Linked DNA regions of Homo sapiens: region 2 is linked to region 1. A link is a contact called in ENCODE Hi-C or POLR2A ChIA-PET data. All regions are on one chromosome and are shown on one strand. The core of a region is the stretch at or near the end of the contact, and the rest is flanking DNA. Distances in the headings are between cores, read along the strand shown.

Region 1 (6,000 bases), core at 3,501-6,000:
TCATCTGAGACCATAATGGATTATATTAACATGAAATGACCTGTGACAATACTGGTCCCTGTTTCCCTGTACAACGCCCTCAGGCCTTCCTCATCAGGCTGCTAAGGGACCTCATTGATAAGCAGACATGGACAGACGAGGGCTCAGTCTCAGAGCGAATGCTGCGGAGTCAACTACTACTCCTCGCCTGTGTGCACAACTATCAGCCGTGCGTACAGAGGGCAGAAGGCTATTTCAGAAAGTGGAAGGAATCCAATGGAAACTTGAGGTCAGTCCTTACTAAATAACCAATTTGTTGATGTGAAGGGCATCTTTTCTGTTTTCCATCATTGGTACTAAACATTAGGGAAAACAAAAAGTTTAAGTGTCTCCCCTGCTGCCCTTTTCTGGAAAATAAATTGCTTTTTAAGATTTATCTATGTATCTCGTAACTTTAAGAAATGCTAGGAGGGAACTTCTATGCATAAAAGTCAAATATCTGGGGAGTTAGGATGGTATGGGAATAATTCTCATTTTGTATAGGCAATGCAAAATCTTATTAAACGGTGACAGCCATGCCATAGAGAAACACATGCATTGTATTTTATAGTAGTTTCTTTGGGCTTCCAAATTCCCTGACAGGGATGCATAGTAATTGCTGACACTGTCTAAGCAAGGTAGGATTTTACCGTATCTGGAAATCCCTATTCTTGCTACACTTCAGTCCTTTTTACATTTGGAGCTTAAACCCCACCCAGGAAACATTTATGCCAACAACCTACATGCTTCAGCTTAAAGAAATCCAAACAGTGGTCCTACTGCCGTCCTGACTTGTGATCATGGTGTAAATTTTGAATATAGTTTGAATTTCTTTTGGCTTGAAAGGTGATCCCCTATGGAGTCACCCAGCATCATTAAAGTATTTAAATATGTAGGTATTTATAAAAATGGCATTTCACATTTTTGAGAAGGCTACTTAAAACCTAATTTTAGATATTTTTCTCTTGCCTTTTTTTTATAAAGTGTAACTAGGCCAGGCGCGGTGGCTCACGCCTGTAATCCCAGCACTTTGGGAGGCTGAGGTGGGTGGATCACGAGGTCAGGGGATCAAGACCATCCTGGCTAAGACGGTGAAACCCCGTCTCTACTAAAATACAAAAAATGAGCCGGGCATGGTGGCGGGCGCCTGTAGTCCCAGCTACTCGGGAGGCTGAGGTAGGAGAATGGCGTGAACCCGGGAGGGCGGAGCTTGCAGGAACCGATATCGAGCCACGGCACTCCAGCCTGGGTGACAGAGCAAGACTCCGTCCTAAAAAAAAAAAAAAAAAAAATTGTAACTGAAGGAAATCAGTAGTTTTTGTTTATATTTCCAGGCATGCTTCTCTGATCATGGGGAAAGTTCAGCAGTTCATAGTTAGTCACCATTATGCCTCTAAACATACTTACTGCACCTCAGATTCTCACCGAGTGTGTTCCTTTCTATAGCCTGCCTGTCGACGTGACCTTGGCAGTGTTTGCTGTGGGGGCCCAGAGCACAGAAGGCTGGGATTTTCTTTATAGTAAATATCAGTTTTCTTTGTCCAGTACTGAGAAAAGCCAAATTGAATTTGCCCTCTGCAGAACCCAAAATAAGGAAAAGCTTCAATGGTGAGTCCGTCATTCATTCATGTTCATGTGGCCAAGGGAAATTAGATTAGATTAGATCATTCTGGCATCTATTTTTGTTTTCTTGGCCAGGAATTGCCTATCCTGCTGGGAACATACTGCAAGTCAGCACACATCTAATGAGAAAGGCAAATAATTAGGGAGAACCAGGTGTTAGGAAAAATATTTAAAGGTGTATACATTTGTGCATCTTTAAAATGACAACATATTAAAAATATTTACTAGAGCTACTCTTCCTTAACTATTCTTTTGAGCAAATGAGAGGGTATATGAGAATGGGTGTTATGAACACTATATAAATGTTAGTTTTTATTATGTAGCTATAGTGGGTTTATCAGGATTGTGGTTACCCATTTATCTTTTTAACCTTTGTTACTGGCAGACTTTTTTTTCTTTTACAAGTAATTTTATTGCAGTGATTCATAACTGTTTCATCACCTATTCATTGCTAACATTTCTTTTCTTAATCCTTCTAGGCTACTAGATGAAAGCTTTAAGGGAGATAAAATAAAAACTCAGGAGTTTCCACAAATTCTTACACTCATTGGCAGGAACCCAGTAGGATACCCACTGGCCTGGCAATTTCTGAGGAAAAACTGGAACAAACTTGTACAAAAGTAAGTGGTGCCAAAAATTGTGCTGTGACTGGATAAGTTCATAACCTTACTGTGTTTTAGCCTTGCTGTTTGTAAAAGAACAGTAACAGTCTAAAGGTACTTTTTGATTGAAGATAGGCAGTAGAAATACCTAAAATATTTGTAGAAAACATAAAACTGGACTTCAGTGCTAACTAGTGAATCTGGACAGGGATGTTTTCCATTCCATCTGGCATAACCCCTTCCTGAGCCCATGGACATATCTGAAGCCTTCCTCCTCACAGTTCAGCCCAGGCCTTCCATGAACACATTTGCTTGTTCACATCTGTCTTTGTCTAACTCTTATAGCATTTCCTGCTTCTGTCATTTTCTGTTGGATACTTAACCTTTTATTAGGCTGTTGGTGTGTATTATTCTTTACAGCTAGATCTTAACCCATTGGATAGACATCATATTTTGTATTTTTCACACCGATCAGTTTTTAGCTGAAAGCTATTATATATAGGAGGCCCTTAAAATATATGTTAAATGAATAAGTATTTCACAACCCGTTTTTGAATATTTCCCTCTCTAGGTTTGAACTTGGCTCATCTTCCATAGCCCACATGGTAATGGGTACAACAAATCAATTCTCCACAAGAACACGGCTTGAAGAGGTAAAAAAAAAAAATCTATATATATATTTTTAAACATAAATGAAAATTAGCTAATTAATATGGGGTAGACAAAATACTTTGAGGGTGTGGTGAGTTAGAAATGGATTGTCATTTAGAAGTTATTTTTGGATGCTATGGTGTTGACAGCAGCATAAATCAGTTGCAATTAAACTAGTGAAAACTGTGCCTCTTCTCAGACACGTTAAGAGGTCTTAGCTCTGCCAGTAAAAACCTTAGGACTTGAAGAAAATTACTTGAGACAATTAGTCCTTGTTTAAGGATGTTAAAAGTGGGCACTGAGGTATAAATGACTGAAGTGGTCATCCAGCTGTTGCTAAAGAGGCAGGTCCGGAATCTAGGTTCTTTATAAACCATCCAAGTTCATGGTTCCCTGTCACTTATTATGTAACCATCTACCTTCAGAAAGAATTTCAGGCAGCTTTAAGATCCATGTATAAAAGAAATGTTAAAATGAAGGACAAAAAGATACATAATGGACAGGTGATAACCATGTGAGGGACTTATGGCTGAGGATAATTCTCGCAATTGTCCCCTGAATTTATCACAGACATTCCTGGAAGTCAAGGAAAAATGAGGAATCAGTATGAGTTATTCTCATTGTCTGGTAAAAGAGAACATGAAGCATACACATTTTCTACAAAAGCAGACTTTTCTTCAGTCCTAAACTCGAGGACTTTGATGTGTGGGCCATTGAGTTCTGTGGTGTCCCTTCTATAATAAGGTTTCCTATAGTAAAGTTGTGGAACAAATTTTACAAGGCTCTTAAACTGTGGTACATTTAGATAAAAGCTGAGAGGCTAATATTAATTTTTTTAGGAGTGGTTCCATTGTGTAGTCTGGTTACACTATTTTCTAGCTTGAGATGGGGAGAGAGCTTTGGAAATGAAAAAGAATGAAGGGTTGTTACAGTCTCGTAGCTTTTTTCCAGTTTTCAGTAGCCTCATCCAGGCTTGTAAAATTAACTTGCATATAATAATTCAAGCTTGAACTCCAGCGAGGTCTAGAGCAGAGATACTCTGTCTGATGACTGAAGAGATGTCCAAAGCCTTGACCAGAAAGGTAGTCATCTATAGACAAGATCTATAGCAACAAAGCATTTCATTCATTCACTTGTATTCTCATTAATTCATTCAAGACATATATGCCACACATGGTTTTAGGTTATGGGGCTGTAACAGTGAACAGACAGACAAAACCTTTGCTGTCACGGAGCTGAAATTTCTGCTGTGGGAATCAGACAATTACAGACAAATCAACCAATGTCAAGTAGTTACATGCTCTGAAGATGAATAAGGCAAGGAGAGTGATTGGGATAGAGGGTTGGTGCTGTTTTATAGGATGATTAGGAGACATTTGAGAAGATATCGAAGGAAATGCCAACATCTAGAGGAGTATTGTGTGCAGAGGAAATATCAGGTGCGAAGATCCTGAAGCAGGGCATGAAAAGTAAAGAGCCCGAGATGTTATCATAATGGAGAGCAAACTACGGACATATAAAATACGGGAGTCATCCTGAATCCTTTCTTCCCCAGACATCTAACTACGCAAGTCCTGCCGGTCTTCCCTCAGCACATGCACTGGATCTTGCGCACTTCTCTCTGCTCTTACCCCCATTCAATCCTTTCTCATCTCTTGCCTTGCCTATTGCAATAGTGTCCTAACTGGCCTCCCCCTTGCCACTTTGCCAATAGCAAAACATTTTCCACATTGAAGACTGCAAGTCAGCCCATAACTGACCCTGGCTTCTTGAAACCCTGCCTATTGTTCTTGCAGTAAATTCCAAATCCCTCCTTCCCATGTGTCCATGACCTTGAAGACCTGGCTTCTGAGGACCTCTCTGGTGCCAATTCCCACAGGCGCTCCTGGCTTACTCTCTCATAACACTGTAGCCACTCAGCCTCCTTCTGCTCCTGGGCTACCACATGTTTCTCCTGTCTTTAAGCCTCTGCACTTTTTATTCTCTCTGCCTGGCTTGCCCATTCCCCAACTTTTCACTAGAAAGGGGCATTTTATCTTTGAGAGGTCTCGGCTCAGATCACCTTCCCCAAAACCATGCTGTTCAATGCAGGCCACATCTCCTCAGTTACTAGCATACCCCTGGCATATTTTCTTCATAGCAGTTTATTTACAGTAATCATATTTACTGCTTGTATACCCCAAAAGACTGTAAGCTCCATGAGGGGAGGATGCTTGCCTGATTCACTGCTGCATCCTCAGTGTCTAGCACAGTAATTACAGCAGAGGGATGAATAAATATCAGAGTAAATATTGGTGAACAAATGGATGAGGTTAAGTCCCTGATACATGCTGGGTTTGGGGCTTTGCACTTTACCTGCATTATATAACTACATCCTTCACCACTGCTCTTCATTTTACAAATGAGGAGACTGGCTTCCATAGAAGTTAAATCATTTGCTCAAATCAAGTTAGTAGGATAAACCTGTTTTCCTATCCCTGTATTGTGCTACTTATTGCACAGAAATTGTTCTTAAAGAGCCAAGTCTGAATCAAATATTCAGTGGAGATGTTGCATTTCCAAGGCAGGTGAAGACAGAAGAGATGATTTTGGGTCAGGACAAGGGTAAGAGTAATGGTTAACAGCTGGCTTCGCTGTTGTAGAAGGTCTGTTTTTAGTGGAGCTATCATGATGAGCTCCTTTAGGATTAATGATTTGAACAATTAGTAAAATTATTGATGTGCTTTGTTGAGTAGTGCTCAGTGATTTTTAATCGACTGTGAATTAATCTTGCATTCTGAGAGCGTATGAAACAGTAGGTTGAGCTACAACTTAAAGTAGAGAGTGAAGTGTTTTCCAGGTTGCTACAGCAGGAGGCCATGCCTTCTGCTCATTGTAAAGTTGCACTGTATTGACATATAATTTTAAAACAACTCTGCATCATTTAAAATTGAATTCTGATCTTTCTAAAACCCATTCCTACTCCCCTCTTTATTCCCAAACTAATAATATGGTATTATGACATGGATTTCTAAGGAACTGGCTGTCTGGAATCTATGCTGAATAAATAATACATCATGGTCTACATTCGCTTCCTGAATACCAAATCAAAAATTGATGGATTAAT
Region 2 (6,232 bases), core at 981-3,480, 98 kb before region 1:
TCTCGAACTCCTGACCTCAGGTGATCCACTTGCCTCAGCCTCCCAAAGTGCTGAGATCACAGGCGTGGGTCACTGCGCCTGGCCATATTTTATTTTTTTTGAAAGACAATGTGTCACCATGTTGCCCAGGCTGGCCTCAAATTCCTGGGGTCAAGCAATCCTGATGTCTCAGCCTCCCAATTAGCTGGAACCACAGGCACACATGTAATTTTAAGTGTATGCCTGAAAGTAAACTGTGCAAGATGTCTCTATTTTGTCTTCATAAGTCACAAAGAATATTCTATATATATATTCTATATTCTTTGGATACCAGATATTATTATTACTACGAATGGCATTGAACTTCACCTCTTTCAATAACATTATCTGAATGGCCTCATTTTATGGCTACTGGTGTAAAGGTTGCTGGTCAAGGTAGGTATTTATCCCCAGTTTATTTTCAATATGTCAAAAGCCATGGAAATAAATTTTGAGTTTATAATATTCTTACAGAATTTTTTTAAGGTTCGGTTCTTTTCCCTTTACACTACTTTTGAAAGCACAATTAAATCAAACTGAATTTACTACCTTTGTAAATAGAACTAAGTTTCTTTCTTTTTGAAGGGTAAAGCTACAACACATATAAAATTAGGACAAACAGCATAGTTAATTTGGGGGAATCAATTCTTACTGCCACCCTACCACCTGCCTCTACTTACTTCCTTACTGCTCCAACTCAAACCATGAAGGTTTTCTCTGCTACTTCTTCTTTTTATAATCCTTAACAAGTTCTGCAGCATTAATTATCCAAACAATTACTTCAATTTTTCAATTTGCAATATTAATGCAGGTGACAGGTATTGTTAAAGGAACAAAAATAAAATAATATTAAAGATACTTCTCCCTCTTTTTAAAAACAAGCATTAAATTACTGCTACAAATCTCAGTGTTCCAAGAACGTCTGATAAGTACACTCATAATTGGTCTATTAGCTTGAATTTTGGAGGGTTTAAAAAAAATGGAGTGGCTTATTATGTGGGTCTGAGGCTTTGGAATCAGAGTGCCCAGATTCCAACGCTAATTCCACCAACCTCACCTACGTGATCATGGGCAAAGTTTTTTACTTTTTGAGCTTCATTTATCTCAACCATAAAACAGTGTAATAATTATACCTTCCTCATGCTGGGATGATTAAATGAAATAATTCATGTGAAGAAGTTGGCACAGCACAGCATGGAGCATATAGGAAGTAAGTAATTAGTGTTGGATATGAAATTATTATTGAGGTTATAACTTGCATTCAATGGCCAAAATGAAGGAGTAGCTCGCCCCCACTTGTAGCAGACACTCCTAGAGATGTACTTGATTGATAAGAGTAGAGAGAAAAGCTTTACTCACACAGTCTTTAACTTTAGAACTAGTAAGGGTTGTAAAGGCCAGCTAGTACAAGTCCTTAGTGTTCAGATAAAGAAACAGGACCGGGCACAGTGACTCAGGTCTGTAATGCCAGCATTTTGGGAGGCCAAGGTGGGCAGATCACCTGAGGTCAGGAATTCGAGACCAGCCTCACCAACATGGTGAAACCCTACCTCTACTAAAAATACAAAAATTAGCCGGGCATGGTGGCACATGCCCGTAGTCCTAGCTACTCGGGAGGCTGAGGCACGAGAATCGCTTGAACCAGGGAGGTGGAAGTTGCAGTGAGCCGAGATCGTGCTGCTGCACTCCAGCCTGGGCGACAGAGCGAGGCTCTCTCTCAAAATAAATAAATAAATAAATACATAAATTAAATTAAATAAACAGATGAAGGAACAGGATGGTGACTTCTCAAAATCCACACAGGAAGTCTGAAACAGAATCAGGACTAAAACATAGCTCTTTGCCCTTTGGTCTGGTGGGCTTTCTATTATACTGCACTGTACCTTAAATAGCAATGCAGTGAACAAAACATCCTGGGATTGAAGAGGCAAGAATTGTCACAAACGCTTAGAAAAGACAAAAAGATCTCTGAAAGAGAGTCAGTGCAGCAGCGTCTTAGATCAAGTCCCAGCCTCAACTGCATACACTTTCTAATACAGCCGCGCCCAATTCACCCCAGTCCCCCAGAACCTTGCCTTAGATTACAAAACCTTCTCAACACAGCAGTTCTATACCTTCAGTTCATTATTCTTATTGAAAAAATCTAATTTTAAGACAAACCCAAGAGAAATGTTGATACGTTACCTTAAATCATGCTGCTGCAGATTTGACTGAAGGGGAATTTACTTTTGCTTTCACTTTCTGTTCTAAGATTCAGAACTTTGCATGCTTCCTGAGTACAGTAAGTACTAGCTGGTTCATTATCACGCAGGTGTGAATGGAGCTTAGGATAAGAGCTTTATTTCAAAAAGGACAAGAAACTTTTTGTAGAATGCACAAATAAGTGGCTTTGGAGTAGAAGCCAAACCATGGAAAGAAAGGATCGCCAGTGGCTGCCACTTCTGCTGTTATCACCTCCCTTCCCTTGTCCCCAGGGTAAAGCCTTCAGAACATAGTTTATGTTTTTTAGTGCCAAGTTGTTGTCTTAGGAATTGATCTTGAACTTCTCCTTGTGCTGCATCCTCAGTGCTATGAAATCTGACTTCTGCCCATCCACCCCACAAACGTAACTCCAAGCTTACCAAACACCTCCCGGGCAGCTTCTGTGATCTTTATCAGAGGTGATTATTCTCAGATTTTCCATGTCTGTAACCACCCTGTCTCCTTGGGCACGAGGGGACTGTATCTCATGCTCATCTCTTTGATCTCTCTTTATCTGCCTGTTTGAGTTGGGCTTCAACTTCCTCTCTGCTCTGAATACAGACCTTCCACAAAGATGAAACCTCTGGCCTTTGCTCTGCCCTCTCTTTATCCTTTCCAGTACCCAGATTTAGCATTTATCCCCATTCATCCCACATTGCTCCCATTGTGATCCCTCCTTCAAGGGTTCTGCTGCTGTAATTCCAACAGCCTGATGGACCAACAGTACATGGATGTCTAACCCTAACCTGAACCAGAACCCTGACAACTCAAATAGTGTTTTCTTTCCCCAGATAAACACCCTTTGCTTTATATGCTTCCAGCCTTCTTCCATTATCTAGGATTGAACCATATAGTTAGTTACTTTGATTCTGTCCCTCTCCAATTTGTTACCAAAGCCTGTTGATTTTTCCTTTTCTTTTCTTTTTTTTTTTTTTGAGATAGGGTCTCACTCTGTCACCCAGGTTGGAGTGCAGTGGTGCCATCCCAGCTCACTGCAGCCTTGACTTCCTGAGCTCAAATGATCCTCCCACCTCAGCCTCCCAAGTAGCTGGGGCTACAGGCATCCACCACTACACCCAGCTAATTTATTATTTTTTTTTTATAGATGAGGTCTTCCCATGTTGCTCAGGCTGGTCTCAAACTCCTAGGCTCAAGTGATCCTTCTGCCTCAGCCTCCCAAAGGATTGGGATTACAGGCATGAGACACCGCAACTGGCCTTTTTGAATCATTTTCAATCTCTTTCTATCCAACTAAGAAAAAATCCCACCGCTTATTAAAGTAGTCCAGGTCCTCATCCTTCCTCACAATGGCCTTCAATCATGTCTTCCCAGCTTCTCAAGCTCAGCTTCTTGCAGTTACTTGTACGATGCCACCAGATTAATCCTTTCAACTACTGCTCGACCATGCCTCCCCCACTGCTCAAGATCTTTCCTTGATTTCCCCATTTACAGAGGGGCAAGTCCTAGTGTGGGAACCATAGTGGCCTACTGGCAGCCTATATGCCAGCCTATAGTTGTTTTGTTTGAATCACAGTCTATTAAATGGCAATACATCCATACAATTTCTATTGTCAAGTGAAATATAACAAGCTTAGCTCTTATCATGTTGCAGACACTCTTCATAGACTTGTATCATGTGCCTTGTCCTGCTGTGGTTTGTGTTTGCAACCTATGTTTGGCCCAATAGCACATGTTGCCATGATTAGATCCTAGTTAAGTCTCAAGCTTTAATTTTTCCACCTTTCTACATTTTATTATTTCAACCTGAAAGAACAAGTCGATAAAGTAGAAGGGGCAGAAAGGAAGGCAGTAGCCTACACCTAAGGCCCGAAACATAAGACTGAATGGGGTCCCTCAGAGCTGCATTTCATGTAGTGAGAGGGGCACCACAGGAAGGGGGATGGCTGGAAGCCAGTGAGTGGGAAAAAGAAGGGGACAAAGACGACAAAGAAGAGGAGGCCCCAAGGGCTTATCTACGGACTCTAACTCTGCAGGGCGTGGGGGCAGGTAGAAGAGGTATAGGAGGCTGGGAGTATTTCTGTGATATTCCTTGTCACAAGATCCAGCCTAGCTGTGGGTATGTGGGCGAGTGCATGTGTGTTTTCAGAGCTCTCTCCTGCCCACTGGAACAGAAGTGGTGATGGAGAATGAAGAAACAGGCTATGGAATTGAGCTGCAGAATCCTAGAAGTGAAAATTGAGCCAGATTCAAGTACTTGTAGCTTATTTAAAAGAGTTTCTCAGCAAAATGGGCTCCTAACTTTTCTTTTCTTTCTTCTTTCTCTCTCTCTTTCTTTCTTTCTTTCTTTCTTTCTTTCTTTCTTTCTTTCTTTCTCTCTCTCTTTCTTTCTTTCCTTCCTTCTTTTTTTTTTCTTTTCTCTTCTCTTTTCTTTGGGATAAGCTTTGGGAAGTTTATTGCTTAGGGAATTCATGTCTCAGTTTTCCATTTCATCCTGGTCTCTGAATTGTCTCTTACTCAGAGAGACCCTCCTTGTTGGCTCTAAGGCAGTACCACTCCTCCCTAAATCCACCATCACCAAGGCCTATCCTGTCAGCCTGCTTTTTGTTTCTTCTTAGCTTTGGTCAGTTCCTTATACTTCATTATGTAGTTGTTTGTTTGTTTTCTTGTCTCCTCACTAGAACATAAGCTTTTTGCAGTAGCAACTCTGCCCTCTAACTGCTGAGTGCCCAGTATAGAGCAGAGCCTGCCATATAAGAGACCCTCAACAAATGTTAGTTGAGTGGGTGAATGCATTTTCAGTGTTTTAGTTTTTGTTTTTGTTTTTTGTTTTTCCTTAGATTGCCCAACACTTGCTTCATGCTTCAAGCACATCAGGGTGCTTTCCACTTCTGGATGAGCCAAGTGTTTCCTCAGCTTTTCTGCACCTTCCTCTCCATTGACCTAGAGTGTCTATGGAACACTCAGAGTGTCCCCTGTGTAAACCACCTACCACAAGGTAAATGCCAGCCCCAAGAAGCCACTTTGGAAGTAACACATGCTTCCTTTCCAGTCCCAAACTACAGGCATTTGTTTAGTAGGTCTACTGGCACTCATCTGAGGCTAACAAGTTTGTGTTTCGTTTTCTTCCTCAGATTATCAACTTCAGGCAATGGACCACGCACCAGGATTCCACCTCTTTCTAGCACCTATCAGTGTTGCGCACATCATAGGCCCTCAACAAACAGGTGAGAATGAATGAGTTAACAGTGAATTTTCCAAAGAGATGAGACTTTATTGTCAAAATATTTTAAAGATTTCACGAATTTTCATGATTTTTTTTTTTTGACAAAGTCTCACTCTGTCACCCAGGCTGGAGTGCGGTGGCACAATCTCTGCTCACTGCAACCTCCGCCTCCTGGGTTCAAGTGATTCTTGTGCCTCAGCCTCCCAGGTAGCTAGGATTACAGGCGCCCACCACCATGCCTGGCTAATTTTTGTATTTTTAGTAGAGACGGGGTTTCACCATGTTGGTCAGCCTGTCTCAAACTCCTAACCTCAGGTGATCCACCCACCTTGGCCTCCCAAAGTGCTGGGATTACAGGCATGAGCCACCGCACCCAGCCGAGAATTTCTATTAAATATATTACATATGTTTCTATCCTCTTAGGGTGTTCTCAACAGATTTAAATCTTAATGACTTCATTTTTTAAAAAATTATAAACTGAACCTAGGATCAAGAGAATTGAAACATCTTCTTAAAATAATTCACTTCCTCATCTCCAAATTAGACACAATGATACTTTGCTACAGAGGATTATTGTCAATCCGAGAATCAATTAGGGAAAATATATGAAAGACAATTCATAAATGTTTTGTAAACTTTAAATTTCTTTACCTGCATCAGTTACTTTTATTCTTATTTTTTGTTTTTTGGGACAGAGTCTTGCTCTGTTGCCCAGGCTGTAATGCAGTGGCACAATTACAGCTTATTGGAGCCTCAACCTCCTGGGCTCAAGCGATTCTCTTGTTTCAG

What was found. Hi-C counts contacts between places; a loop is a spot of excess contacts on that map. ChIA-PET counts read pairs that join two places held with the same protein, here RNA polymerase II (POLR2A).
Region 2: a loop to region 1 is called in a map of endothelial cell of hepatic sinusoid, with 2.4 times the contacts of the local background. The contact joins the promoter of ERAP2 here to the enhancer-like site in region 1. A Hi-C loop is called at or near these places in 1 of 168 maps with a recorded cell type or tissue (endothelial cell of hepatic sinusoid). POLR2A ChIA-PET finds 5 or more read pairs at or near these places in 4 of 52 experiments (MCF 10A, T-cell, activated T-cell and 1 more).

What each region holds. Positions count from the first base shown.
Region 1 is chr5:96,777,319-96,783,318 of GRCh38, reverse strand. ERAP1 (endoplasmic reticulum aminopeptidase 1) reads left to right here. Exons shown (of 19, transcript NM_001040458.3): 15 at 84-268; 16 at 1,465-1,626; 17 at 2,121-2,261; 18 at 2,815-2,896. Among named protein-coding and RNA genes, the nearest start is that of ERAP1, 28 kb to the left of the region's middle. RefSeq lists an enhancer at 1,748-2,947. Within about 2 kb of position 4,750, at least 3 of the 41 ENCODE cell types and tissues checked have a DNase peak (open chromatin) inside an H3K27ac peak, as active enhancers do.
Region 2 is chr5:96,872,498-96,878,729 of GRCh38, reverse strand. It overlaps ERAP2 (endoplasmic reticulum aminopeptidase 2), which reads right to left and starts at 2,230. Exons shown (of 19, transcript NM_022350.5): 1 at 2,203-2,230. It also overlaps a transcript of ERAP1 not described here. RefSeq lists enhancers at 1,332-1,541, 1,912-2,121, 2,292-2,441, 2,462-2,591.